2 separate regions of the Homo sapiens genome follow, and region 1 is linked to region 2. Evidence: chromatin loops called from intact Hi-C (ENCODE). Cell type or tissue: HepG2. All regions are shown on one strand. Links, peaks and the distances in the headings refer to the core of each region. The heading gives the core; the rest is flanking DNA.

Evidence for each region. Hi-C counts contacts between places; a loop is a spot of excess contacts. Peaks named below come from ENCODE experiments on the same cell type or tissue, not always from the same donor. Only the 100,000 strongest peaks of a DNase experiment are listed, where the experiment ranks them.
Region 1: a loop joins it to region 2, with 17 times the contacts of the local background. A loop is called at or near these places in 3 of 110 quality-filtered maps.

The regions. Positions count from the first base shown.
Region 1 is chr15:53,065,929-53,077,835 of GRCh38, reverse strand. All of the region lies in intron 4 of LOC107983981 (a long non-coding RNA gene), which reads right to left. Among named protein-coding and RNA genes, the nearest start is that of LINC02490, 44 kb to the left of the region's middle. In HepG2, for the core only: no CTCF peak of the experiment used is centred there; a DNase peak (open chromatin) is centred at 5,455.
Region 2 is chr15:52,774,063-52,785,969 of GRCh38, reverse strand. The region is part of intron 1 of ONECUT1 (one cut homeobox 1); the gene reads left to right. Among named protein-coding and RNA genes, the nearest start is that of ONECUT1, 10 kb to the left of the region's middle. RefSeq lists an enhancer at 5,443-5,492. In HepG2, for the core only: a CTCF peak has its summit at 5,279 (motif pointing left); a DNase peak (open chromatin) is centred at 5,269.

The sequences.
Region 1 (11,907 bases), core at 2,315-10,314, 290 kb before region 2:
TGAGAGAAAGGAGGCCCAGTCAGGGTCCCAGCCTTTCCCATCTATTTTTAACATTTTGTTCATTTTTCAAATTTGGGCATTTAAAATTTTCCAACTCATTTTTTAATCAAATATCATAATATCCCCACTGCTTTGGAAATGTTTTAATTATTTAACTCTTCTTTATGGCTCAAATCTAATTTATCAGCAGAAATGTAGCAAAAGGAATGGTTCCAGTGCTTCCAACCACTAGATTGCATAATGATGCTGTGTCCAGGTAAGATTTTAAACCTGCAACACAAAGTCATAAGAATTCTTCGAGGTGCACAAAACTGATCCCTAAACCTGAATAAATCCTGAATATGGATAATAATGCTTTAAAGTCTACGTATAATATTGTAATATTATCTACATGATGCAAAAACATATCAATATGTAAAACCCCAATGAATTGAAATTTTAATGCTTTGTTCACACAGTCATTTTAACCAATTTGTTACTTTGTTCAATGTGTTTTCGAGTAATCTATTTTTTTTTTTTACCAAATTGTCTGCTTCAGGAGAGCCATGGAGTCTTTGGCTTCCCGCCCTAGAGAAAAGCTCACGTGGAGAGTTGAGCCAGGACTCAAGGCTTCCTTCTCCCTTACAATTCTCACTCCATCACTAAGAAGCCATCAAGATAGCCAGGTTTAGCCTGTGTGTTACCTTAGTTCGTACATGCATGCATGCATGCATTCAGGGACTTGAATGGGTCAGATGTTTAGGTACAGAGTTGAAGAAGGCAAGGTCTTTGCTCTACAAACACACAGGCACATAAATAATTAAAATATCCTGTGATAAGTGCTAGTAGAAATATATTCTACCAGGGCCTATAGGTGAAGGAAATAGTATGACATAAAGAGAGTCTAAAAAGCCCAGAGGAGCAATTGTCTAAGACTTGCAGGCTGCATAAGAATTCACAGAGTGATGGGCAGTGCCCCAGCAGGATCAGATGAGGAGGGACATTATGTCTGCAGAAGAAAGGAAGAAAGGAGAGCTAGAAGGAATGTCAGGCAGACAGACAACCTGTTCAGAGGCATGAAAGGGCATGGTATTTCCAGGGAACCTCAAATAATTCAGAATGACAGGAGCATGGCTCCCATGGAGAGAGGAGGAATGAGAAGGATCCAGTAATAAGGTGAAAATGTGGTCAGCAGTCAGGTAAATGCAAAAGGTTCCTGACAAAGCCATGAAAGAGACTTTGTAAGAAGGCTAAATGGAGAGAAGGGAAGAGGTGGTTTGGAGAATTCTATTCCACAGAAGATGCAGGGCATACTAGAGAAATCCTTTAAAGATGGATGATTCTATATATCAAAATAAAAGATGTCACTGTGAAGTGTACAAGAATAAAAACCTAAACACAGTAGGTCACTCTGGAATCAGAGTTACGAATGACAGAAAGAAGAGCTGGGACTGAAGGAAAGGGCAGGAAATGTCAAGTCTGCGAATAGAGATCGTGAACTCCCTCCAGAAGACAGGGCCCAGAGTAGGTAACAAAATAACTCAAACTCTAAAATAAACTGACTATGCTCAGGGTGCTTTGCCAGCTGCTATCTTAGACATAATCAAGTGCTCCTCGACCTGCCCCAGGAAACATGATGATCCCAGAAAGAACAAGACAGTCAAACGCTGACTGTGGCTGGCTAAGGAAGGGGACTGAATCAGAAGCAAAGGCTAGAGTCCTTCTTTAGTGTTCCAGGAAAGAAAAAATAATCACAGATACTAAAGAGGGTCTCCACTTTTTAATGTTTCCCATTTAATCATTTCTTAGCCAGCAAAATGTCAAGAAACTTTCATTGCAAGGGAGGAGAATGCCAAAGGAAAGCAAAAACATAACCGAAAAGGGACAATCTTATGCATATCTTGTGAGGGGAAGGGGTCACCTACTGGCATAAATTCCAAAGCCAGAAAGGTCCCATTTCCTGGCTTCCCTGTGCAGCTGCCTCTCCCACAATACGTAAACACACACACACACACACACTCACACATACTGTTACTGATGCCTGAAATTCCCATAATTGACATTTCATTCCTTTTGCCTGAACTTAATGGGATCTATTTCAACAGTTAAAATGTAAACATCCTGAAGGAGAGAGGGGCACATAATAAATTTGACCTATCATTATATACATTATAAATGTATATCTAATTGTTTCTTAGGAAAAGCAGAGATGCATAGAAAGGAGGCTACTGGACAGATATGATCTCCCTATACTAATGGGATAAACACTTCTGTTCCAAGGAGGAAGAACTTCTCCGAGGGTGGCTGGTGGCTGAAGATGCAATGCAATGCCTTTGTGGTTGCCTTGGGATGCCCTTGTTCTTGTCTCTATGACAAGAATGATTGAGTGTCCTGATGGAAGTCAAATCTCCATGTAGTGAGCCCCAGCATATACAAGACATTGGGTCAGGAAATGCTGATGACATCAAGAAAGCAGGACCTATGCTCTTCAAGAGCTTGGTGTCTTGTTGTGAAGAGAAGACATTAATATCTCGAGGAAAATCCACTGGGCCAGGCAGTTAATGAAAATTGAGGGATGGAGACTTAAGCTGCAAGGTCAAGGAAGGAAGTATTCACTTCCATTGAGGATATGCCCCACTTCTCAAAGCTGTGCCAGCCTCAGCTTTAGGATTTGTAGCCTTCATTCAAGACCAGGAACTGAGTTTACCTAGAAAACAACCAGCAATATAGTTTCAAAAAAAATCTAAATGACTGTTTCCCTGGTCAGTTAACCTCATGAGAAAAAGTATGTGACAGATATACTCTGGAGAATTAAGCCAAGGATTGGAGATAGATGACAGCTAGACCAACAGACACATAGATAAATGCGGGGACAGGGTGGTGATCGACAGAAAGAGAGAGGGGCTATGGAAGGAAACACTGGAAAATACTTCCTTATCTTCTCTAACTGATAAAATAAGGCAGAACACATTTTCAAGTGTTCTTTCATTTCTGATTCTGACAATTATGAAATCACTAGCACAATTTGGGAGCTTTTCAATGAAAGCCTATTGAAGCATTTGTATCACTTATGGAGTTTTACAATGGTTTACTTTGATTTGTACTTGCTCTTTAATTTTGAGGACTGGGTTAATGATCTGTCTTGATGCTGTAAATACACACTTACTCTAGAACAGAGGTCTGTATATTTCAGAGGAAGTTTCCCCACATCATTAATAGTTGTGTTGAAATCTTGCCACAGACAAGGCTGTGGGGACTTGGTGTTGATTAGAGAAAGCTCTGGGCCAGGGATCAGAAGATCTTGTTAACAGTGTCTAATCCTTGCTCACCTCTACCTCAACCATCTCAAAGGTTTCTCTAAGTTCTGGTCTATGGCTCAATGGCTAATTTCTGATAATAATATAAATAGCAACTGTTTACTGAGCACTTACAATATGCTGAGTAGACGAGTTAAGCACTTAACACACGTTATCTCATTTAAGTCTCATAATGACCTCAGAAGTTCAGATTAGGAATCCAGTGCTCAGGAAGTGATGCCCAAGATCCCAAAGCCAGTAAGGGGCAAAACCAGAATTCAGACTGCAGCCGTTGTACATGACACTGCCTTCATAGACAGCAGATCAAATAACAGGGGCTGAATTGAGGCAAAGTGAGAAGCTACAGACAGAAAAGGCCTGCAGCTCTGCCCTAATCCACAGTCTCAAATTTTTTTTTTAAGTTTAAAAACACTTAATCAAATTATTATTTTTTAAGAGACAGGGTCTCATTATGTTGCCCAGGCTGGTCTCAAACTCCTGGGCTCAAGTGATCCTCCCCACTTAGCCTCCCAAAGTGTTAGGATTACAGGCGTGAGCCACTGCACCCAGGTTTGAACCTCTTTTATAAGGTCACTAATCCCATTCATGAGAGCTCTGACCTCATGCACAGTCTCAAATTTGACCTGCCCTAATGCTAACGAATATATGCAAATTAGAACGTCCTACAGACTTCTGTATAAGAATCATCAAAAGAAAATAATGCTACTTTTTTAAAAGAAAGAAAATAGATATACAGTACAGAAACTCAAGTTACCACCCTTGCAAGAGTCTTCTGTGATGTTAATAAAATAGTGATGCAGAGGAGCTTAAGTAAGTAAATAGATGAGTGAATTAACAAATGAAACTGGTGATGTGCTGGAGAAGAAGGAAAGAAATGTCACAAGTAGCAATAATATTACCAAAAATTAAATGGTTGGGTTGGACAGCACAACAATTGGTTCTCATTAATGGCCTCAACACTGTCTAGCCTTTGTGGCTCATGGTCACCTGGTTCCAACCCACCTTTCTGGTTTTCTCTATCTCTGAAGCACTGGATAAGCTTTTTTTTCACTCTAGTCCAATAAATTCACTATCCTTATCCTTTGTATTCTTTGCATTTTTGTTTTATTCATATATTTCCCCTAAGGAGCCTGTCTTTCCTCTTTTCACCCACAGTCAAAAACCCTACCTCCCTCCAAAGTCTGGCTGAAATCCTGTTCCTTCCCTGTCACACCAAGAATAGGGCAGTGGGGCTTCCAAGAGGCCTGCCAGTGGTTAGAGCAGTCAATGGAGTTGTTGACAGGCATGAATTGCTCTCACATTCACATGAGTGGTTTCTGTTAATTTTTGATGTTGGAGCAAATGAGGGCTATCCATGCAGACTCAGTATGTCTCACCAACTCATCTGGATTTAAAAGGCTTTCACATGTCCCTAATGAAATGTTGGTGTCTTGGTATCAGGCTGAACGTGAGCCAAGAGAGAGGGTGAACACACCATCAATGATAAAAACAGATTTTCCCTGCGCCAAGATGAGATCACTTAACCTTCCGCATCTTATACATTTTCCTCCAAAGATACCTTACATTTTCTCCATGCTGTTTCTGCCTCTGCTTGTGTTGGCTCCTCTGTGTGCAATGGCTTTGCCTTCTCTCCCAACTACTTTCTCTTCCTCTCTCTGGCTAAAGCCCTCTCATTCTTCAAGACACACTACTCGGGGATCACCCCTCCAGGAAGCCATCCATGACTCTCTCAGGGTCAAGTGAAACTTCTGCATGCTCCCACAATATATTATGTGCATCTCTATAACTGCCCTCACTATATGAATTTTTATTTATTTGTTTAGATATCTGACTTCCCCAATAACAGTTAGATGCAGCCATGCAAAGCTGCATCTCTTTCATTGTTATGTCTTTGCAGCCAGGAGAGGCCCTGGCACATAGTAGGATTTAATGATTTTGCTGAATAATTGAATGAAGGAAGGAAGGAAGGAATGGGCAAACAAATTATAGAGCTACCTGTCAGGCCAGAATATGTGGCCACTTTCTTCTAGGATGGAGCTCTCTAGACTAATGCTCTGAAGACAAGCCTTATCGTGTATAAACAAGAAGTCTGGCATAAAGCCACTTTAACAATCCGAGGAGGATGGAGCTGCAGAGGCAGCTGCCAGGAGACCTGAACCCAGGAGCTGTCCAGGGTACTGAGCTAGCTAGGCTGTTTCCATGCCTAACCCAAAACGGCTCTCTGCTCTGGCCATGTCTTGACTGCCACCTCAGCCTGACTCACACCTTGGAATCTGGCAAATAATCCCCACCCCTGCACCAGCTGTCTCTTCTCACTTGAGTCCTTCTTGCCACTGGCCACTCTCCAGATCAGTTACTGCCCTGACTCAACTGCTTGTGTTTACTTGCTCTAGGCTGGCTCCCTGCCTCAGGCTTTCCCTGATCTGATCACTAGCACCTGCTGAATCCTCTGCTATTCCATAATCCAAAAGCCAGTTCCCTAGCAAGTTTCTAATCATGCCTCTGAACTGCCTGTGCTGAACAGGAGGGCCACAGCCTCAGGCTGGACAAGATAAAGCTTGGGAGGGAGGAACTATCACACAGCTCAGAAATAGCAATCTCCTTGCAAAGGGAAGCCTCATGCTGCCCAAGGCAGAATGTGACATAGGTGGCTTCTGTAATACGCCATCTGCTATTTTCCATACCATCAACAGTAACATAGGGGGGCAGATAATGGAAGGGAGCTCAGCACTCCTGGACCAGGAGGGCAAAGGTAAAAAGAATCCAGATATTGTCATCCAGGTAGGACTTCTTGTCTCACATTCGCTGTGTGAGTCCAGGATGCATCTTGTGTATAGGACAAGGTTTAAATTGCATCTGCTGTCACAGCTATATATAGATAATTAATTAAAATAAAAAATGGATAAAATTAGAAGTTTGATAGAACTATTTTATTTCTTATCTCTTATTTGAACTGCCTACCACTTGAGCCAAAACACATTCAGTAGATTAAGGATCCTGAAAATTTTAATTCACAATAATTTAAATGTTCCAGGCTTTGTCTTAAGGACCATCTTAAACATTACTCACATGTTTCTCACTAGTCATAGTTTATTGCCTGATGTAACATAGCTTTCTATATATAATTTTTAAATAGTGCACCATGCTCCATCCTAGTGACGTTTTCCAAGTACCTTCCTTATTTACCATACTGCCTCTGCTGGGAATTCTCACTGACACAGAGTTCCCAAGCCTGTCTTCCCCACTCCCTCCCCATATCATAACCTCGTGCCAAATGGTTTGGTTATAGAACAGTAAAGACAACACCTCTCCTCTCTCCCCCACTGAAGTTGAAGCTCCACAAATGCTGGACCAATGAATCCCCAGGAACTGAAACACCCTTCAAAAGCATATTGCAAGACTACTTGTATTTCTTAGCCTCCTTGCTCTCACCCAGCCCTTAGATCTAGATCCAGCCATAACAAAAGTCCCCCACAGACAACCCTTCCCAGTTCAACAGTCCTCACTAACCATTGTAAGCACCCTTTGAACCAGGGCATTAGCCTTTCTCAGAAAAGTCCTTCTGCCATCCTAGAAGCCCTTTTTGTTAGGCTACCCTTCCCTTTTTCTATCTCATTGAGTGTATATATGTGTGATTGTATGTGCACATATGTATAAGTCAGCTAGGAACAACTACTGGTTTGCAGGTCAGAGAAGATAAGAGAATCCTACATCCTTAGCCTAAGGTCTTAATAGCCAGGTAATTGTGTACTCAGGGGCCAGCAAAATTTGCAGGTTTCTCTCCCTCTCCACTTAGCTTTGGAAGTGTAACAACCACTGAGTTCAAAGGACACCCTGGCCTCGGAGGACTTAAGGGGTGCCATTAGGAAGCTGATGACCTCAGCTGCTGTCAGAGCTGAAAATTGGCTGACTTGTGCCTCTTGGCCAGCCCCCCACATCTGTGAAAGAAACCAGTCATGCTTGAATCACTCCTCTTTTGTTTTCTTGGATTTTAATCTTTCCTCCAAGCCTAGAGGTGTTGATTAGGGTGTCAGAGAAAGGGAAGGAAAACATGATCTGTATCCCCTTGCTCACATCTCCACATCTCACTCTCATATTCCGCTATCAAACAAGCCAGCCAAGCCTTGCAGCTGGAATCAGGTACTTTCTATGTCTGGAGCCTATCACCCTCAAAACCTCAGTTCACCTGTATAAAGGTGTTGCTACTGAAAGCTAAGAATACTTCTAATCCAAAATTTAGAGCAGGGACAGCTCATTTTAAAGAGAACTGCTTTGCTTCACTGGATAATTCTGAGCATCCTCTCTTTCGTTACTACTCCTTCTGCAACCATAGGCCCCTGGTTCTCCCATGTAAACCACCCAGTGCTTCCTTCACCTGAATGGCCCAGCCCTCTGCTGAGCATTTCCTTACTACATCCACTATTCCTGCAGTGTCTAAACCCTCCTTTTCCCACCTCGTAAGCAGCCTCAGAAAACTTACTTCTGCCATAAGCCTTTTCAGGTGAATCTGAAAAGAGGCTGTATTCCCACAAGCCTGGTAGAGAAAGACGTCAGGACTCCAAAGCAGTGCCAGGACTTGGATCTGACATTAACTATGTGTGCCTCCTCCACAAGCACCTTAATGCCACCACCCACAAAATTACAGAAAGTCCTAAAGGCCTTTCCAACCCTGAAGCCCCAGGCCCCATAACACCACTCTAAATATGCGTTTCACCTTCACTATTCTACATATTTTAAAAACCTCCACCTCTAGTGCTCACACCAAGCATACATACCCTTTGCTTTATTTGTTCTTTTATTTGTATGGACTTTTAAAACTCTATAGTTACATATTTTAATAAATAATGTAAGTCATAAAATCAGGTTTTTGCATTTACATCTATATGATATTCAGGTGAATTCTGAATGTTTAGCCAAATAGTCTGTGTTTATGTGGAGCATGTTGATCTACAGAAATATGTGCATATTTTACCATCAATAAGCAAAACATGACTCCTTTGGAGGTTTTGCCATCAAGGAGACACATTCTGATTGAGCTTTGAACATCTGCCCACGCCAGTATTTCCTGCTGCTTAAATAACTTTGAATGGCAAATATTCTTGATGATGATGAATTATCCCTTTACCTCCAGAGAGGGCTCGGTTTTGAAAATCCATCAAGATCCTACCAAAAGGCAGAGCTTAACGTTTTTGTCATCTTTGTTTTCTAGGCCATCAAACTGAAATTTTCCAAGCTTTAATCTGTGATGTTAGCACATCCTAAAAATTGCCAATTTTTTCCATAAATGCAAAGCTTGTTTTTGCTAGTGAAAATTAAACAAGATAATAGGTAGCTAAGGCAGGAAAGCAAACTGAATAACAAGTAAAAAATGTTTAAAGGTGATATCTCTTTTAGATATCTAAAATTATATTTCTAGTTTTTCTTTATGTTATCCTTTCTTACTGACAGAGATACTAAGCAAATGATATTAATCAGAGCTATGTGTCAAATTAGCTACCAAGTTTGCTTTTAGAATTTGGAATTCATAACTCAGTTATAAAATCACTGTTGGCTTTTTCCACTACTCTGCCTTCTATCCCTGTAGGATAGGAAAAACCCAGGCAAGCATCCTGAAATTGCCAGGGGGTAGGTAGCAGAATGTGCTTCTGACCACTAAAATACTCTCATTGTTCACACACTAGCCACACCACTGAGCGTGTGACCTCTTTCCAACACTGACAAGTGAACATGAGCAGCCCTGCTGACTTTGATTGGTGGTTCACTGGGTCTCTGACCTTGAATGACATTGCCGGCAGATTTTGACTGACAGGCTGCAGCACTGCCGACCACCTCTAGTACACACGCCCACTCTTCAGAAAGTAGGCCTTATCTTTTCAAAAACACTCTTATGTTTTCAAAACATGGGCTAACATGCACCAAAATGTGACTGCGGTCATCAAACACAGTCTGGGAAAACAAAAACAAACAAAAAAAAAAAAAACGCATGATCTTTAACTTACAACCCTCAGATCCCACTGTAATTGACATATTCAGTGATATAGCTGGTCAGGCTTTGGCTGCATCTTTGTGAGGCCAAACATCAAAATTAAATTAGGGAAATTTAGACAGTCACAGAGATATGTTGTCTATAGGGCACCAAATATTCAGATACTTGGAGCTTCTGAATGGTTCTTGACATGCAGACACAAAACACTTGAATGACTGGTAAAAGGTTTTATTTTTCTTTAGATGCTTAGGAATACCGACAGGAAGCCTCAGTCCCTGCTCAAGACTCTGATTCTACATATGCCTGGGTAAGACAGAGGCTCATGGTGCCTTCGCACTCTTCTGGTGAAAAAACTATGCTGACTTTAACCTAGCACTCTATGTAGCCTCCAAATTTTCCCTTAATAAATAAGAATTTACTTTCAAATTAAAATGCCATACATTTTAATTTGTTTAAGAAACTGCTGCCTTCCTTTTAAAATAAAATCAAAATGCTCCAAAGTTAGCAACAAATGTAAAGCTCCCATACTCCTGTTACAGGAATATGGTACATTATACACCTGTGCTCAACTTTGGTTCCTCCAGAAATTCCACCAAAAGGAGAGTAAAAGAATTACAAACTTTCAAGTGTAAAGAAAACGGGAAGAAGACAATGGCAAGTGGGAGACAGCAAAAATTTTTGGAAGTTGGAAAGTTGGAAAAATTAACAGAGATAATTTGATGGCTAAATACCAAGAGAGAAGAATAAGAACTAAGCCAGTTCCACCAAGAGCATCTTGGAAAGGCCCGGGAATTAGAAACTCCTAGTGTCATGGAAGAAAGCGGAGTAAGAACTGAAAACAGGACAAGTGGATGAATGACAGTATAAGAGGTATTCAGATTCCCTGGCTCCCTCCGAAGCAGACAAGCAACCAGCCCTCTTTTATTCCCCCAAGAGGTTTACTCTATGGAAAAACAGACCAAAGAAAATCTAAACTTTTAATGCAGAAGTGAGCAAGAGTGCTGTAGTGAAAGCAGAGGAGAACAAGAAAAATTCTACACCCTGAACAGCAAACCCCAGCCTCCTTCTGCCAATCAGCTCAGATACTGCTGGCAGCCAGGCACGGAGCTCTCTGTCGCAGGTCAGGTTCTCTGGAAGATAAGCATAAAGTGAAGATTTGTGTGCAGAACGTGTATTCGAAGTGCTGTCTAGATCAACACCTGTGGAGGAGGGAAGGGAGCATGGCTGGGCAGAAAAGAAGGTGCTCCGGTGACAACAAAGGACTCAATGAATCTCAAAGGGAGCTCCGGAGCTAGGATGGTCCTTCAGAGTTGCCCATATTGAAGCGCGATGCCAGACCTTTGTATTCCCACACCAACCAGTCACTAAATGTAAGCTGCTGTCTTCAGCTAGAGGCAAACACCCTAGCAATGGGAGAAATGATTGATTTAGTCCTCAAGGAGTGAGGAGGAGATCTGGAGATGCAATTTGGGGATGAGCAGGATACTACTGCTGTCCTTGTCAAATTCCGCTTGTCAATAATCAGAATAAAAAATATAATCTAACAGGGAAGACAGGATGATAACTAAATAACTTTAATAAAGTAAGTTACATGCTCACCAAAGTTATGGGACCAAGGTTTAGTTCTGTGATTGGGGAAAAGAAAGTGTGGAGGTCCTGGAGTATTTTTCCATGTTGAAGATATATGAACTGGATGTGGAAGGATGCATTAAAGTGTATCCACTGGAGTAGACAGGGAAACCTGCACCAGATGGAAGGAAGAGTAAGCGAAGGAATGGATGTACAAAAAAATCGATTAAGTTCAGTGGGGTTAAGTACTGAAGAAGGAAGGGGTGAGGAGATAAGTCTCTAAGGAAGCCTTCAGTGGAATGAATTTCTCTGTGCAATAGGGAAGTACTGAAAGTTTTTAAGAAGAGAAAGAAACTAACAAATGCCATGTGTCCAGATTTTACTGTCAGTGATTATAGAAATGATTGGAACTGGGAATGACTCCACGTGAAACGTGAGTAGGAAGAAACTTTATGAAGTTCATGGGGGGCAGTATAAAAGGGTTTGGCATGCTGGAGATTCAGATAGGCCTGGGTTTTAATCCTCACACTGCTACTTACCAGCTAGGAAACCTTGCACGGATCACTTAACCACTCCAAACCTGCTTTTCATCTGCAAAATACGGGATACTAATACCTGTTTTAAGGGATTTTGGGAGCAAATAAATGAGATAATATATATAAAGTGCTTAGTACAGAACCTAGCACAGAGCAAGTGTTTATTAAATGAAATCTGATGGGTAGCAGCAACAATAGTTAGGTTCTGTGGGCTGGGATTACTCTACAGGCAGGAGAAATGAAAAGGAAGGCAAGGAGGACAGGCATGCTGCGAGAGAGACTTGTAAAGAAGAATCAAGAGAAGTTGGTTTTTAACTATGAAAAGGAAAAGAAATAGGTGCAGATTCAATGACATCTTCACAGTTTTACATGGAACAATGAAAACACCACTGCTAGAATTATGCACATTTAAGTGTTGGAAGTTTGGTACAATTTTGAGACATTTGATTTTAATATGGTCCAGATATTTAGTCAAACATTATTCTGGGTGTGTGTGGGGTGGGGGTAGGTGTGTGTGTTT
Region 2 (11,907 bases), core at 1,820-9,819:
CGGGAGAGTGGTGGCTTCTCCACGCCCCTCTGTCCTCCAGTTGCCGGCAGCCTGTTGCAGAGGGTCAAAACCCTCTTGCACGTGGCGCTGTGTTTGGGGAGGCGCCTTCCGGTCACGAAATAACAGCGGCTGGTGGAAGAAGGGCGACAGGAGGAAATTCCCACCAAATTAACTACCTTTTAAAAATCAATATATGTTCCCTCCATGTACTACTTGCTGCTGCCCCATTAAAGAGCAGAGCGACAGGGTTCTCGCCGCGTCTCCTCCGGGATGAGGCGGGGGGTGTGGGTGGGTGGCGCGCCTCTGACGTGGGCGTCTATCAAGACCAAGATTAGTTTCCAATTAAAGATTCCAGAGGGCTTCGGCCACACAGCAGGAGCTGCCGGCTCGGAAAGAGACAGCGACACACACCCAACAGCAAGCGCAGCACCGCGGACCCAGGGGAAGGCGGCGCGCAGGCCCGAGGTTCGGGCGGGGGTGGGTGTTGGGCACTCCGACCCTGCCCTGCGGGACTTGGAGGCGAGGAAACCTCCAAACCCCGCGGGGGAGTTGGCGGCGCCCCCTTCCCGTCCGGTGTTTGCCCCAGAACGACCTAAGAAGGACCTGAGCCAAGGGGGGAGGGGTTCGGTCGGGGGGCGGCCATGAGAAAGTCTCGCCCAGCCCAACCTGGGCTGTGTTTGCCCTGAGTGGCCTTGCGGCCTGGTTGATTGATAACTGGCCCCTGCACAAGTCCATTTGCTTTTTTGTTAATATTTATCCCGGGGTGACATTTCAAATGTCCCCCTGCTTTTCTGGGCCATGGGAGTCAGGCAGGAGTGCGGGGCCCTAGGCAGAGCCCTTCAATCCTTGAAGACTTCTGGGCCGGGAGAGAAGCCAGGACTGGGCGTGTGGGACGCAGGAGCTGGAAGCGTTCCTGGGTCCAAGAGTTGGGGGAGAAGGAGTCAAGCGCAGCGGTTTCCTCGCGCTTCGCGTCTTGGCGCTGTGGGTCTGGTGTCGCGCAGCTGCTCCCAGCCCGCTGCGGCGCGAACAAAGGGCCAGCAGGGCGCGACCGACCGTGTCCGCCTCTGAGCCCGGGGCGAGGGGCGCCGCCAGCTGGGAGCGCCTCCTCCGAAGGCCTAGGATGGCCTCCTACGGAGACCAAGGAGTCCCAGAGCCCGCCAGGCCGAAAAGTGGCAGTGCATCCCGGTAGTCAACTGGGGACCCTCACACACACACACCTAGCCGACTGCAAAACCAAAAAAGGTCTCGCTCCTGCGGACAGTCACCAGAAGGCTCTGCGTGGTGCCTGTCTCACGGCCGGTGTCTGTCCCCTCGAGGGTGTAGGACCATAGTTCCCCCTGTGTAGTTCTCTCTGTGTAACGGGCATAAACCCGGGTGAGGAGAGGGAGGTGCGCTTGGGGATAAGAAGTGGGCTCGTGGCGACGACTGGAACCGCTATGGCTGGGGCAGGGGAAACCTACTTCTGGGGCTTAAGGGGGGCTGATGGCTATTGTGTGGCGACCTTGGTGTCAGCGCAGCTAGGATGCCTGCCAGAGACGAACTCCACTACCTGTTCGGAGGTATGCGGCTATCCCGTCAATGGGTGCAGCACCTATCGCCCTGGAAGCATCCGGAGAGGGATCCCGGTAGCTGGGGCGACCAGCCTGACCCAGGGCACAGCGGTTGCTAGAGACCCAGCCCCGACATCGCCGCTTACCACCGACACTTGGGTCGGACAGTGCCAACAATAGCACGGTTGTGTTGTAGCAGCAGAGGACCCAAATCCCAGGATGCGCCTCTCCTTATCTGCAAGCCTCGAGCCCTCCGCGCTCCCTGCTTCCCTCCATTCGGCTCCCTTTCTGGGGGTAGCCGGGCTGTGCTGCGGCTGCGGCGCGCGCCCCCTGCGGGCCGTCGGGGCTGGGCGACCCGCGAGCGTCCGTGGTTCAGCCCGCGGCAGCGAAGAAAGGGATGCTTGCTGCGCCTTTGTTTTTAGAACGTCGTTGTTCTAGTGAATTTCAAAACAATAACTATTTTGATAGGAAGAAAGTGTGAAGGAGGAAGAGAAGGATATCTAGAGGGTCTGTCGGGGTACCTAACAATGCCTGGGTGTTACCCAATTCATGAAAACAAAATTCTCATCTTCCGAAGTACACCTCAGCTCTAACCTCCCCAAAAAAGATGCGTACTTGGATTTTGTATCCGAAGTATGCTTTTGTTGGCGTGTTTTCATTTAAGAAAAGCGGGGTCAGCGTAGAGAAGGTGACCCTGGCGGTCCGAAGTCGGAGGTTGGAGCTGAGGGATATAATACCCGGCGGATTGGCGGTTCCTTTGTTTTGTTGTTTCCTCTTCCTGCAAACTGACCGGAGTCAGGAGGCAGCCCTGAGGCCTTGAGCTGAGAAGTCTTTGTTTCCTCTTGTGTGGGGTGGGTGAAAGGGCCTTCGGAGGCCGACTGGTCTGGAGCCCTGGCGCGGAGTCAGGACCCTGGACAGGGTCCCACCGCCCTGACGCCTGGTCCCATTTCTCTTCGCCCCGGTAGGCAGATAGAATGTCTTTGGGAAGTCATAGTAAGAAAACAAAAATTAACAGCTAAAGTTCCGAAGTTTCTTAGGGCGCTAGGCCCAGCCGGGAATATACACTGGCACACTGAGGTAATCGAAAAGATCAAACCTATCCTCGTCGATCGGGTGGTTGATCTTTTCGTCCCTCCACGCGGCTTTGTGTGAGTATCTGAGTGCACGTGCACACCTGCTTATAAAATCGGAATTCGCGTCCCTGTGGGTGTGACAGGGGTTGGATCATTAAGCTAAAACGTTCAATTCAGTCCCTTTGATCCGCGCTGGGGAAAATCTATAGTCATCTCTAATCTACGAGGTCTTTAAGGAGGTTGTTACACGAGCTGTTTTGATGTCATTATTTCCACATTCATGGCAAATTCAGCTAATCAAACAAATGCTGCTACCCCAAGTTATCAGAAGAAATCGTTCTTACAGAGCATACCAATAAAATTTATTTCTGATTTTCTTGTAAGACAGAAAATCCTCAAGTCTAATAAAGGTGGGTAATTAAGAAGGAGGCTCTCCAATATCCTGCTCCTCAGCTTGAGGCCTTGTTCCTCAAGTGACATTGCTTGTGCTCTTTGTAAAGTCCATTTATTGGAATATTTAAACACCGACTTAATATTTTAAATCAATCTAGGAGCCTTGATGGTTTGAATGAGAAATGACTAGTTTCCTTTCAGTCCCCATTAAAACAGCAGAATTTCCACACTCTTGGTAAAATTGAATGGCCCCCAACCTAGGGTAGCAACAGAAGGAAGGTGTTACTGAAGTTGTGGTTGTTAGAGGGTGCATTTCTTATAATGCTGGAGAAAACATTTAACAAATATTTATTAAATAATACTCTCATTGTGTCTCTATTTGAATAAGATGGATAAGCATCTTTGGGAGAAGAAAGCCACATTATTTCTACATAAAAAATGTCAGTCTCATAGAGTCCAGTAAAAAGAAAAATATTTCTTATGTGAATGGATTTAGTGCACAATCATAAATTCCTACCTTCTATCAATAGGTTTGTATAGGTTCTTATTTTAATACAAGTATGTTAATACTAACGAAGTTTAATTTCCTCCTGAGATAATAAGATTGGGCTAGGTGACTAGACCAATCACAAGACAATCTGATTATTTTGATACAAACATAAAAATTACTTATCACAGGGTCTTGCTATAGAAGCATCCACATATGTCTCTTCCAAGAGATGTTACGGTATCATAAAATTGTAACAAATTAATTTCTAGAAATTTTCTTTTCTTAATAGCTAATAGATGCTGGGCTTAGTACCAAGATGATGGGTTGATCTGTGCAGCAAACCACCACGGCACATGTTTACGTGTGTAAAAAACCTGCACATCCTGCACATGTACCCTGGAACTCAAAATAAAAGTTGAAGAAAAAAAGAAATTTTCTTCTCTTTTAGATGAGGCAATTTAATAAGACAACAGCTGGACAGAACTAGACCCTAAAGTACAACCAATCTCATTTGTCATAGTAACTGATAAGGAAGAAGCTTAAGTTTTTTGTGCACATTCTATTTGTTGGGTACTGTGATCGGAACATAGATGTTCTCATTGAAGACTCAACATTTATACCAGTGGTTCCCAAATCTTGCTATACATTGGAATCACTTAGAGACCTTTAAAAAAACTGATGCCTAGCTGCAGCTTCAGATATTTTGATGTAATTGGTACAGGACGTGACATGGGCATTGGATTTTTATAAACTCCCAGGTGATTTTGATGTGCAGCCAAGTTTGGGAACCATTAGTCTAAGTGGTATTTACCACTTTTTTCCCTGTTGCTCTCTTCAGTGAGGTTAAATAATTTACTTGTGATAACACCACTGGAAAACAGTGATGCCCTGAGCTCAGCTTTCCCAGTCCAAAGCCCAGAACATTTTATCCTCCATCCCATGCTTCTGTTGCCAGGACAGGTGCACCAGGTTAGTGGAGTCAGAATGTGGAAATAACTGATTCAAAAGTCTCTACATAATAAGCTCTTGAAATTAGAGAAAGTGTGTCTTTCCTTTGGGACTCTCAAAAAGAGTCACTTATGAAAACTTATTTCTTTTATACTCAAGACTTGTAAAAGAGATTTTTTATTACTCTTTTTTGAAGAAGCAGCCAGAAAATGTGAGGAAGTGCCAGAAGTAGATGTGAAACCCCAGCCTCCCATCCCTTTGTTCACTTAAACAATTATTGATGGACAAGACCTATCTCATTAGATGTGCCTGTGGGTGGGGCTGGTCCATTCGGTCCCTTGCCTTGAGGGGGGCCCAAGGGCTCAGATCTTCCCATACCTTCAGGCATTGGCATTCTGATCTGCACTTGGACAGCAATTACACTTCTTGGCTCCACATCAGTGCCTGCCTTGCTATTTCAAAGATTGCCTGTAACTCAAATTTTAGGGCTCTGCACTAAAAAGTAATAAATTGACCAAAACAGAGTATATAGGCTGGGAGTTGTCTAGAGGGCATCTTGCAATTTCTGTCAAACACTGCATGTTTCCAGTCACCATGTGTTTCTCATCTTCCTTTGCATATGCCGCCACGGGATATTCAGAATCGACGGTTTCTGAAATCACTGCTTTCGTTTTCACATCTGGTGATGATCTCATAGTCCCAAAGAGAGGTTATCGAAGGAACGCAATAAACTATGTGCTTTTTGCTTTCTTTCCTGTTGTCTTCTAAAACAGATCAATGGGGAAAATTAAATAAACAAACGAGCGAAGCGCGCCACCTAGTGACCTCTGTGCTCGCTGCAGATTCTGCGACTGAAGTGCGTGAGAGGAGTGGCTAAAGCGATTCGAGTATTGATGGAGTCACAAAAATCGTTCATTAAGGCAATTTAATCTTTGCTATTAAATGTCCTTTCAATTCATTTGGGGTAATTAAGATGCAGTTAAAGTGATTAAATTCTAATTACTTATGCTAGACAAAGACATATTTGTCACACTAATGCGGTTAACTAAGGACTCAGAAAGAAAGTTAACATTTACTTCAAATGATGCAACTGGAAAAATCAGTTCCTCTTTTCATCATTAATCCAGTGAGCTGGGTGATTATGTAATGGCACTACCAGCTCATTAAAAGGGGGAAGTGCTGATTAAAATGACTGCTAGGAGGAAAACTGGAACCAGAAGTACCTCAGTACTGTTTGGTCAGCATTCCTGCACAAAATTACTTGGTGTTCTTTCCCTCCAAGCCCCCCACCCCAGAGTAATAAACAGCTCCTGAGTTTCATCCTGACATTAAAAAAGGGCTGCCTCACAGAAAGCTTTTAGCATCTGCCTGCAGACGTTGTTAAACCAAAAGATTTGTTTAAATGGTAAAAGAGGACTTGGTGTAGAGAGGACCAGGCAGATGGGAAGGGATAGGGAGGAAGAGAATTCCTGAAGGACACAGCTCCAGAAGGAAAATTTCCACTACAGGCTTCAAAAGCCCCCTTTGTTCACACCAACACCCATCCTGTTAGGAAGCACTCCTTTTCCTCCCCAGCTCCACATTTACTGTCTGATGGATGGAGACAGATGCCTCTGCCCTAGACTTATATACCACACTCGGTTATTATGCATACTCTGGAGAGCGCTAAGTACCTCTGCTGAAGATTGGTCTCTTTTTGGCATTTTTCCACATTCGCATGTGGATTAGAAACCGTCAAGTCACGGAGGCTAGTTTGCCATATCTCCATAGATCGTTCCCAGAGTCTTAGTATAGCCTAATTATGAGTGCTCCTAAGGGGAAGATGATTTTAAATTTAATGAATTTAAAGTTTTCCTTACAAAAATGGCTTTTTAAGGAGGCACCTAGTATTTGCCTGGTGGGTATGGGGAATGATCCAAGGACAAGAATGATCAATCAGATAATTGGGGACTGTTTATCCCCCAGGAGACCAGTGTCTCTTAGGAGAGTTAAATTTGCATATTGAAACTATAATTTTGGTTTCTTTATCCCATCGAATAATATCACCCGTCTTTATAACCAAAGAAATGAAAGTTATCAAATTCATGCCACTTAAGTTAAACAAGTTTTTTTTTTAAATAAACTGGTCGGCCAGGCACGGTGGCTCACGCCTGTAGTCCCAGCACTTTGGGAGGCCGAGGCGGGCAGATCACAAGGTCAGGAGATCGAGACCATCCTGGCCAACAGGGTGAAACCCTGTCTGTACTAAAATACAAAAAAAAAATATTAGCCGGGTGTGGTGGCCTGCACCTGTAGTCCCAGCTACTCGGGAGGCTGAGGTAGGGGAATCACTTGAACCTGGGAGGCGGAGGTTGCAGTGAGCCTAGATCACACCACTGCACTCCAGCCTGGGCGACAGCGAGACTCCAGCTCAAAATAAATTAATTAATTAAATAAACTAGTCAGTTATTTGAATATTTACAGTCATTATTAATGTAATGGATCGTATTACACCATCTTCAGTTACAAAAAAAAAAAAAAGAAAACCCTCTCTGGATTAAGAATAAAGTGCCCCAGAGGAAGATTTCTGTAGTAATTAGCTCTTAGACATTGTCAAGTAATTTAACCTTTCTGGGCCTCAGTCTCAATAAATGTAGAATGAAGGATTTGGCTTTAGGGTCCCTTCCAGGTGTCACATTCTATGATTGATTGCCTTCTATGATGACTATGTATCTATCCATGGGGAAGCTTAGTTGGGGCCCTAGTCTCTTCTAAGTTTAGTGCTCTGTCTGCAGTTTCAGGTCTCAACAAAGTGTAAGCCTCAGGGGGCCAGTCCCTTGTCAGGTGGTCAGGAGGAAATAACCTATCCAGGCAGGAGCTCTGCCTTCTGGCCCCAAAGTGCTGCAGCTTGAGATTCCATTGCTTGTGTTCTAGTAAGACAAGCTGTTAGCAAGGATATGGGTCATTAGGAACTCTTAGCCACTACTGGTGGAAACGAAAGTAAATTGGCACCTTCACTACAAAAACATAGTGTCAATGACTTGGCATCATCTTCTCAACCTGGACCTACATATATCTAGCAATTCTACCCTTTGGCATATATTATAGGTAAATTCATAAATGCTCTTAGAGACATGCAAAGACTGTTCTTGGCAGCATTGTTCCTAAGAGCAGAAAAACTGAAAAAGCCTAAACGTTCACTGACAAGGAATGCATAAATAAATCATGATATATAAAAACTATTTTTAAAAAAATGAGTAATAAACATAAATTTAGAGGATAGGGGAAGGCAGGGAGATAAGAGGCAAGAACACCCTGTAGCTTCACAAGGCAACTAATGTTCTAGTTCTTTTATTGAGTGGTGGACTCATAGATGTTCATTTTGTTTTTGTGCTTCATATCTTACATATATGATACATATTGTTTGGTAGGCAGTGATTATTATTTATTTTTAACATTGAGGAGGTAGAAACATTGTTTTTGTCTGATTCCTCAACCCAAGCAATTCAGACCAAACAAACCTCAAGACATACTCTATTGTCATTTAAGCAGGTTCTAGCCCCATACTAAATATCAGCTCTCATAGGAATTACATTCAGCCATTTTTGGACGGGAGGATAAAATAAGTAAAAGAGGGAATTTCATTAAATATGGAAAAAAGAGTTAATTTTTTCACTCATTTGAGCACCTGCTGTAGCAAGTTCCGTGCTCAGGACCGGGAATGGAATGTACAACACAATTTTTCTTTGGAACTCACAGTCTAGCAGGGAAGAGAACAAATAACTTTACATGTTTTTTTGTGTGTGTGTGTGTGTGTGTGTGTGTGTGTGTGTGTGTGTTTTCCAGGAAGGAGGAGTTTAAGGTGTGATGAAGGGACAATTTTGAAGATCTGGAGGATGAGTAGGACTTGGGACAGAAATGGAGGAAGAAGTTTCCAGGAAGAGGGAACAACAGCATGCGTGGGGGCCCTGGCTAAACTCCTTTTGTAGAAGAGCTCTTAGATCAGAATTACTATGAAGCTAAAAGCTTGTTTCTTTCCCAGCACAGCTGAGTGACACAAAACATTGCCATCAATTACAAAAGCATTCTCCAAAGCTGTGGTTTTCAGTGGTAGGGAGCCATGGACTGAGGGTGTCCTATTCCTCTAGAAGAGCAAATCAGATTGGAGGGAGAGAAGGGGGGAGAATATGTGCTGCTTAAAAAGTTTCCCCGGTGATTCTAATATAAATTCAAGTGGCAAATTAGAATAATGGTATTGAGAATTTAAGGGTAGATGACTCTTATTTTTACTCCCTTTTCCTACTTACTTCTGGAATAACCTATAGCTCTGTAGCTTACTCTGTATAACTGTGTGTTTGTGTGTGTTTATAAAATCTTTTACTTCTTTTGATCTTTTTGAAATCAAAAGTTCACTCAAAACTTCAAGATCCTTAGAGGAATAATTGATTCAACATGCTCCTCCATCTAAAAAAGTTATTAATGTTCTATAGGTCCTCACTACTCAAAGTGTGGCTCCCTAAACAGCAACATCGACCTCACCTGGGAACTTGTAAGAACTGTAGACCCTCAGGTTCCACCCCACACCTACTGAACCTGAATCTGCATTTCAGCAAGACCCCCAGGAAATTCTTGTGTCCATTAAAGTCTGAGAAGCACCACTGATGGCCATGTTACATCACTCAAAAGGTCTGTTTTCCTTCATTCGCCCAAACACTGATCGGGTGCCTCCTATGTGCCAGGCACTAGGCTGAGTACAGGGGCACGAAAGAGGAATGAGGTGTTTATTGTATCCTGAAGGAGCTCACAGGGAGGAAGCATGCAGGAAAATAAATACCGACAAAGTCTCTGATCTGGGTAGAAATAAAGTTCTGTGGGAGCAGCCAGGAAAACTGGAAAGGAGACTGAAAGGAGATGACAAAGGACCTGGTGTGTTGGTGCAGCCCAAAGGAAGTTGTGACCTGTTGTGGAATGAAATGGTCAGATTTGTGCTTTTGAAAGCATGCTGGAGAGGAAGATAATGGGAGGAAAAGTCGCAAGGGACTAGCTAGAAGTGGCAATAGATTCTGAGGGTCTGATTATATGTCATTGTCAGCAAAGGTGGAGAAAATGGGTGGCAAAATTTGAGAGCTATTTCTAAAGTCGAGTAGACATGGTGGAGAGTGAAAATGGAAATGGAACAGGCTCCTTGCTTCTGGCATGGGAAGCTGGGTGCTTGGATATACCTTTAGCTGCAGAGTGGTTATGTGGATGTCAATATAAAGATGGAATGTTTCAGAATAGTTCACCCTCTCAAATACATTCCTACGATAGGTGGGCTCTCTGGCTTCTGTACAGATTTGAGGCATCCAATCAGTTAGATTGTTTCTGCCTCACCGGAACCTGTTACTTACTGAGAGAGACATGATGTGAGCACGATGCTAATGAGGTGAAGATTGTGGGTCCTTTGGGTCCAGTTTTCACTTCCCGGTGTTGGTGGGCAGTGATGGTTACTCACATTCCATCCAGCCACTTCCCTGGGTACAAGGAGCCCTGAAGAACCAGTGGAAGGGGTTAGCCCAAATCCATCCCTGCTGTTAGAGAAACAAAAGTAACTCCCCAGTAATGGTAGCTCAAGAGCTGTCTATCTATAAACAAAGAGAACAGCAGAGTAGACAGAAGCACAGACATGTAGGTGGGGCAGACAAATGTTGGAAAGTCTTGGTTTGAGTCACTTACAAATCTATCTGTGATGGAAACTAATCAGTTTAATGGCAAGCATATTTTCATAAGAAAACACATTTTACTTTCCTCCGATCTAGTTATTTTCACAGTTGTTCCATAAGCAACAGACTTTTTTAAAGAATTGTTTTTAATTAATAAATATTTTGAACATATACTAAATGCACATCATTATTTTAATTTGAACAGCATGAAAATGTATACAGAAAAAAACAAGTTTTCCTCCCAATCATATTCCCTAAGTCCCCAAGTCCCCCTCCCTTAGAAGAAACCCCTGTTACCAGTTTCTTGTATATTCTTAAGAGATAGTCTATGGCTCTTTAAGAGTGTGTGTGTGTGTGTGTGTGTGTGTGTGTGTGTGTGTGTTCCTCTTTAAAAATAATCAAGGGCCTCTCCCATCTCCCAAAAGATAACTTTCTAGGGAAAGTACTAAATGGCTCTTACTTCTTTTAATTATTTGGCCAGAAAATTGCCTCCCTAGAAGATGCTGCCCAGTGCAATTATCTGAGTAATGAAATTAAAAGAGAAGTAGTACAGGGTGACCACCCCTCTGCGTAGGTTGAAAATGCTCCCAAGTGCTTCAGTGGTGGTCCCCTTATTCTAGCTTATTCTAGCTCTTTTTTTTTTTTTTTAGACAGTCTTGCTCTGTCACCCAGGCTGGAGTGCAGTGGCGCAATCTCAGCTCACTACAACCTCCGCCTCCTGGGTTCAAGTGATTCTCCTGCCTCAGCCTCCCGAGTAGCTGGGATTACAGGTGTGTACCACTGCACCAGGCTACAATTTGTATTTTCAGTAGAGACAGAGTTTCGCCATGTTAGCCAGGCTGGTCTTGAACTCCTGACCTCAGGTGATCTGCCCACCTCAACCTCTTATTCTAGCTCTTTTATGAAAGACAATTCAATGTGTGAAAGATGTTCAAAATGCAAGCTTATAAAACATTATATCTACCATACAGTTTCCTCTTTTAAAGTAATAAATACACTCAGACACAACTACAATATCATTTTGGAGCACTACCCTCAACACAAGGGTGGAGATTTTTTCCAAAAAGTTAATTATTGTACCGCTTATATATACTTTTTTGAATTCTGCTTTTGTCATGACATAGCCTTAGTAAATTTTTTTTAACATTTGTTTGATACTTACCATGTTCAAGCACCTTGTATCTTATTTCTTAATTTATGTTTTAATTTCAATGCTTTTTTAAAAGGTAACTTCTGGCCAGGTGCGGTGGCTCACGCCTGTTATCCCAGCACTTTGGGAGGGCGAGGTGGGAGGATCACGTGAGGTCAGGATTTCAAGACCAGCCTAAGCAACATGGTGAAACCCCGTCTCTACTAAAAATACAAAATTAGCTGGGCATGGTGGCGCTTGCCTGTAGTCCCAGCTATTTGGGAGGCTGAGGCAGGAGAATCACTTGAACCCTGGAGGCGGAGGTTGCAATGAGCCAAGATCAAGCCATTGCACTCCAGCTTGGGCAACAAGAGCGAAACTCTGTCTCAAAAAATAAATAAATAAATAAATAAATAACTTCATTTCTTGTTGCAAATTATTAGTATTATATACATCCTTTGAGCTGGAGCTGCAGGGTAAAACACTAATAAAGAAAAAAAATAAAAGAATCACCCACAGCACCCCACACAGATAACCCTCTGTGTGTGTGTGTGTGTGTGTGTGTGTGTGTGTGTGTGTGTGTATCCTTCCAATCTTTTCCCTATGGGATGGTACATACTACTACTTTGTAACTTTTCAAACT